2 separate regions of the Homo sapiens genome follow, and region 2 is linked to region 1. Evidence: read pairs that join two places in POLR2A ChIA-PET (ENCODE). Cell type or tissue: OCI-LY7. All regions are shown on one strand. Links, peaks and the distances in the headings refer to the core of each region. The heading gives the core; the rest is flanking DNA.

Evidence for each region. ChIA-PET counts read pairs that join two places held together with the same protein. Peaks named below come from ENCODE experiments on the same cell type or tissue, not always from the same donor. Only the 100,000 strongest peaks of a DNase experiment are listed, where the experiment ranks them.
Region 2: POLR2A ChIA-PET joins it to region 1 with 6 read pairs; 9 of 35 experiments call an interaction of 5 or more read pairs at or near these places.

The regions. Positions count from the first base shown.
Region 1 is chr15:100,983,271-100,986,179 of GRCh38, forward strand. LRRK1 (leucine rich repeat kinase 1) reads left to right here. Exons shown (of 34, transcript NM_024652.6): 4 at 258-429. Among named protein-coding and RNA genes, the nearest start is that of LRRK1, 65 kb to the left of the region's middle. In OCI-LY7, for the core only: no CTCF peak of the experiment used is centred there; no DNase peak of the experiment used is centred there.
Region 2 is chr15:100,928,228-100,931,136 of GRCh38, forward strand. The region is part of intron 2 of LRRK1 (leucine rich repeat kinase 1); the gene reads left to right. Among named protein-coding and RNA genes, the nearest start is that of LRRK1, 10 kb to the left of the region's middle. RefSeq lists an enhancer at 1,091-2,044. In OCI-LY7, for the core only: no CTCF peak of the experiment used is centred there; DNase peaks (open chromatin) are centred at 784, 1,714 and 2,458; H3K4me3 peaks cover 2,500 bases; H3K27ac peaks cover 2,500 bases.

The DNA.
Region 1 (2,909 bases), core at 259-2,758:
ATCAACATAAATTATTGATGAGCTAGCTTACCCTTTCTGTACTAGGTCTTTGAATTCACGTGTGATTTTATACTCTCCACCTCTCACTTCTGAGGAGCCACATTTCAAGTGCTGCCCAGTCACACTTGGCAGGTGCTGCCGTTCTGGACAACACAACTCCAGTCCTGCTCCGGGACCTGGTGAAGGGTTTAACGTCAGTTGTCTTGGCAGTTCCTAATAGAGCCAGTCTCACTGGAGCCCTGTTCTGTTTTGACCAGGGCCAGCTTCTGAGCATCCCGGCAGCCTATGGGGATCTGGAGATGGTCCGCTACCTACTCAGCAAGAGACTGGTGGAGCTGCCCACCGAGCCCACGGATGACAACCCAGCCGTGGTGGCAGCGTATTTTGGACACACGGCAGTTGTGCAGGAATTGCTTGAGTCCTTACCAGGTAAATCACAGGGCATGAGCTCTTAACCGTGTCTCAGGGCACCCTCTTCTTAGGCTTCACCCCAAAATGTTTACTTCTTCATGCTTTCACCAATAATGAGATCAAGAAATACAGGGTAGGCCATTGACACCCAAACAAAGTGAAGCTTGCCTGCCAGCCACATTCCACCTCTCACTCCCATGAACTCATAAGGGAAATTCTCAAACACCATATTTCATAAAGAATGTAATTAACATTGCTTTTTAAAAAAATAATTAATAGACCTTGGTCTTTTTAGAGAAGTTTTAGATTTATGGAAAAAATCAATTGGAATGTACGGAGTTCCAGAATTAATGATTTGGAGGTATGTTAACAGAAAACAGGTGATCGCTAAATCACTTACACAAGAATATCTAGGTAAGAGAGACAGTAATCATGCTAGTAACTTCTATTGAGATGGGGACGCATCAGTCTCAGGAGGCAGGTGCTATATTTCAGAACCATGGTTTTAAGATGACGAAAACAAAGCTCAGAGAGGTGACCCTCCACTGTGCGCCCTCCACATGGTTTTCCCTATAACTCTGTTTTGTGTTAGTGTGGGACATTTGTGACAACTGATCAACTAATATTGATACCTTCTTACTAACTAAAGTCCATCGCTTACGTTGCAATTCATTCTTGCTGTTGTATATCCCATCGGTTTTGACAAATGGATAATGACACGTGTCCATCATGACAGTATTACATAGAGCAGTTTCACTGCCCTAAAAATCCTCTGTGCTCCACCCCTCCCCTGGCCCCATCCCTCCCTCCCTCCCTCCCTCCCCTGGCCCCTGGCAACTACTGATCTTTTTTACTATCTTTGCCTTTTCCAGAACATCGCTCTAGTTGGAATCCCACAGTCTGTAGCCGTTTCAAACTCACTTCTTTCCCATAGCGATATGCATTTAAGGTTTCTCCATGCCTTTTTGTGACTTGATAGCTCATTTCTTTTAATGGCTGAATAATATTCCATTGTATTGGTGTACCACACTATGTTGCTTTTGTAGGAACTATTTTTTTCTCTGGTGAACTCAAGATGTCCTGGTCTCCTGTAATTTCCCGTGGTGGTCTTGGCTCAGAAACACTGCACCAGTCTAGGCAGGCATCGCTACAGCTATAGGGTGAGGCACACCCTAGCCATGGTCTTTGGGATTTGAGATTTTGCTTGGGAGCCAGGGCCCACCTCTTGGGTGGGAGAACATGCAGTCACCCAGGGCCCTGCACCTAGAAGGGCCCACGTTACGTTTAATACTCTGTACTCACTATCTTAAAATGTTTCATGATTTTTAAACAAGAAGCCCCATTCTTTTCATTTTGCATTGGGCCTCACCCCTTATATAGTGGTCTTGTTTGAGGGTTTCCAGCTGTGGGCTTTGATAGATCTGTGCTCAGCGTTGGTTCCAAGCTAGTGTTCCCCTCATGTGTCTGAACAGAATGAGGTTATGGGCAGAAATCAGGGCAATTTTAGGGCCCATGAGAAGCATACTAAGACAAGACATAGGAGGGCAGAGAGGAGCTTGGGTGCTCCTGAGGAGCCAAAGGCTGACCTGCCTCTTCTCGGGGAGCCCCAAGATTAGCTCTGTTCTAGCCCTGAAGAGTCTGCACCAGCTGACTCCGTCACCTAATGTTAGCTAATATTTATTGAATACTGTCAAGTGCTGAAAACTGTGTAGAACGTGAGAGACAGATAATTTTTTTAAAGATTTTCCCAGCCATTTAGTACCTCCTGGCCAAGCAGGGGAAATTGAGGCAGAAAGGAGTAACACTGTGCAATGTAACTACACTGAGGTTGAAGTATTTTTACGCAGAGGTCTGGGAGCACACATCAGGGGGCAGGGTAGGGTCTCCGAAGGGAGGCTGACATCTGACCTGGGCTTTGCAGAGTGAATAGGAGTTTACTTGGCAGACAAGTGAAGGAAGGACTTGGGTTGCCTGCTTTTGCAGAGCAGGAAGTGTGGCTGAACCTCGTCATGGTTTTCAACTGCTCCCAGGAGCATCGTATCTTCAGCTCAACTCTGAGCAAAGCTGCTGAGGACTGAAGGATTTCAGACCATTGTGGTGGGCTTTGCAGAAAGTGCAGAGATGGGCAAAACAGTGTGTACCCATCCCTGCACTTCCTGCAAAGGAGTTCCCAAGCTGGAAGGGAAGTCAGCCATGGTCAGGAGTAAGTCAAGACAAGAAGACAAACAAGAGTCAGGCTGGACATGCTGGCTCATGCCTGTAATCCCAACAATTTGGGAGGCCAAGGCAAGAGGATCACTTGAGCCCAGGATTTCATGACCAGCCTGGGTAACATAGTGAGACCCTGTATCTACAAAAAAAAAAAAAAATTTAAATTAACCAGGCATGGTGGCACATGCCTATATTCCCAGGTACTTGGGAGGGTGAAGTGGGAGAATGGCTTAAGCCCAGGAGTCCAAGGCTGCAGTCAGCTATGATCACATTACTGCACTCCAGGC
Region 2 (2,909 bases), core at 239-2,738, 55 kb before region 1:
AAAGTTAGATCTGCCTCCACTGGCCTCTTTGCCTTGAAGTCTTTCTGGAATAAATGCGGAATACTTGACTTACTATGACTGCAGCTGATCCCCCCGCAGGACTCACCCTCTGCACATGTCCCCAGAGCCTAAGCTGGATTTGTCCCATCCCACCTTCTCCTAGACTTCCTGGGATGATAGGGAGCCCTGTTTCCCCTCTCCCACCCCCCAAATCCACCAGCCTCACTCAGGGAACACTGTTCAGGCCTAATTTCCAGCTCCGGCTGAGAAAAGTTGGCCGCCAGAAGGAAAACTAACGACACTCAAAATTATGTAGGGACAGCTTTCTCATGCTTTAAAAATCCTTGGAAGATAACGTGATTGAAAACGACGACGTTCTTATTATACTTCCACGTGTGCGTTAGAAAAAGACCCACACTTTAAAAAAGAGTGTCTACTCTTGGGTGTTGGGGTAATGGTATTTTTAATTTTTTATTTGTGTACTAGGCACGCCTTTTCACACCCCCTACCTGTTGTGACTTGCGTGACCTCAGCTCATGTTTGTTTACAATGGTTAATCCTTTCAAAGCCCCTGGATGTGGGGGGCTTTGCCCAGCTGGTGTGAGGCTGGGGTCTGTGTGTGTCTGCCCTGCCGTGCGGCCCGCTGTGTGTTTGTGCAACACAATTGTGTCCCAGGAAGGTGTGTGACAATCTCAACCTCATTAGCACCAGCAGCAGTCAGCTCGCCTGCGGTGCAAGAGGAATGGTTGGAAAGCTTTGATGGGCGTAGAGTTTGCCAGCTGACAGAGCAGCTGTCAATGAGATGCTGGGCATGGGCTGCAGGACGCGCATTACTTTGACAAACATGTCATTAGATGTTCATTCTTCTGAGTATGTCTGACACCAGCCAGAGTGGAAAAACCAGTCCCGCCAGCCAAGGAGAGCTGTCCTGGAAAGTAGAGAAGTCAGGAAACTTCCACATAATTCAGGTGGAGAATACTTGGGAAGACTTCTGGATTGCGGAGGGTGGGTGGAACTTGAGCAGACATCACCCAGGCAGTGGCTCGCCCCCCCAGCTCTCTGTGAGTGGCCGTCGCTTCGGTCCTGAAAGCCCTGCCACAGTCACACACCTCTCAGAGCACTGCCCACCACCGGACCCAGCATGGACCAAAGGAGGAGAAGGAACATTCCAGAAGTTCTTCAAATCCCAGGTTGTTTCATGGCTACTTCCAATGTCTTGTTTTTTTCTCCTTTGGCTTTTGCGAATCTGTATTTGAAATACAACTCCTTAATATAGGAGCTAAGAGGTTTGCTCAAGTAGGGTCTCTTCCTGCCTTCCAGAAATAGAACTAGGAAATAGATCAAATTAGGAAGAGCCTCTAGGGTGGCAGCCAGCCTTCTTGTCAGGCCACAGCAGGAAAGTCTACGAGGGACAGATCCCCAGTGATGAGCCAGCCCACATCTCTGACCTGTTCCTCCTGTTGGATTCCTGCCTGAACGTGCTGGGCTGTGTTCACACCGTGAGAGCCACAGGAAACAGGGCAGGCAGGGCCTTGCAGGGAAGGAGATTCCAGCCTGGCTGCAGGAGTTCACCAGCCCCTCCAGGGAGCACAGCCACGTCTGGTCAGGAATCTTTTAATGAGTGAGGAGAAGGACAGGGAAGCTGATTGGTGGCCCAGGTGGCAGGCGAGGTGGCTGTGTGCGTCCATCCATGCAGGTGGCAGTTAGCACAGCTGTGCTTCATGCTTACAAAGCAGAGGCCAGCTACAGATGCTCCAGGCCCTTGATGAGCCTTTGAACATTCGTTTTAACCTGAGGCTTAGATCTTCTCCTGGTTACTTGTCTGGAATGTGCTTGCTTACTTCTAGCAATGGGGAGCTGACTCCCTAGCAAACAACGCCAGCCTTTCTGTGGGCAGCTCTGGTAGGAAGTGGATGCTGTGGGGCTCTCTTTGCACCAGGCTTTATTCATTTAGACAGATCGGAATCCCTTAACCCATTTCTTGGAGTCACTAAAAGCAGATGTGTTGCCCTCCCTGCAGATTCCTTTTTAGGCTGAGTAAGCCATCCCACGGACAGGCCGCCGGCAACTTTACACGTTCCGCTTGGATATCCAAGAGTTTTTTGACTTCTCAGTCTGTCTGTGGGCTAATTATTAGGCCATACACACCTGGGTCCACAGGGAGAGCTGCCCCTACCTGCTTCCCCACCCTGCCGTGGACCGGCTTTCAGGAGCACCCCCACTGATCCACCCCATCCTAGGTGGCCCAAGCCTGAATGTGGTAGCTCACCAGAGCCCCAGTCCTCACCCCCTCCCTGGCCTCCCCCACCCCACACTTGCTCCTGACTTGGCCTCCTTTATGTGGGGTGTGCAGGGCAGCCCTATCTGGTGGCCTCTGTGCTTGCTAGGGAGCAGCCCAGGCTCACTTGGCATGCATTCAGCCACCAAGAGAGAAGATTTTCTTACCAGCCATCTGCCCTGGCCCCCATGAAGAGATCAGTAGCCTGAGAGCAGGGAGATGTCCATGTGGGCCTCCCCAGGCCCCTGTGCAGAGCGACAAGGATTTTCACCCCTCCTGGTTTGCCTGAGTCAGACTTTGAAGGAGCCATCACTAGGGATTTTTATGAAATTCTTTAGTTCTCTGGGAATGGAGCCCTCCCACCACTCCCAATGCCATGTAAGTCTAAACTTGAGTGTGTGAATTGCACGCACATTTTTGGAAAGTTTGATGAATGAAAATAAGAAGCTGCTATTATTCTTTGGAAGTCCCAATTCTGAGTCCCTTCACTATTCAGGCCACCCTTGGGTTCAGTTTGTCCAGATTCCACTTAGCCATCTTGCTACTTATTGGGTGACATTTGTCATAAAAAAGAAACGAGAAAACCGAACAGAAACACATATCTCAAGCAATAGAGTCCTTCCTGAGCTCA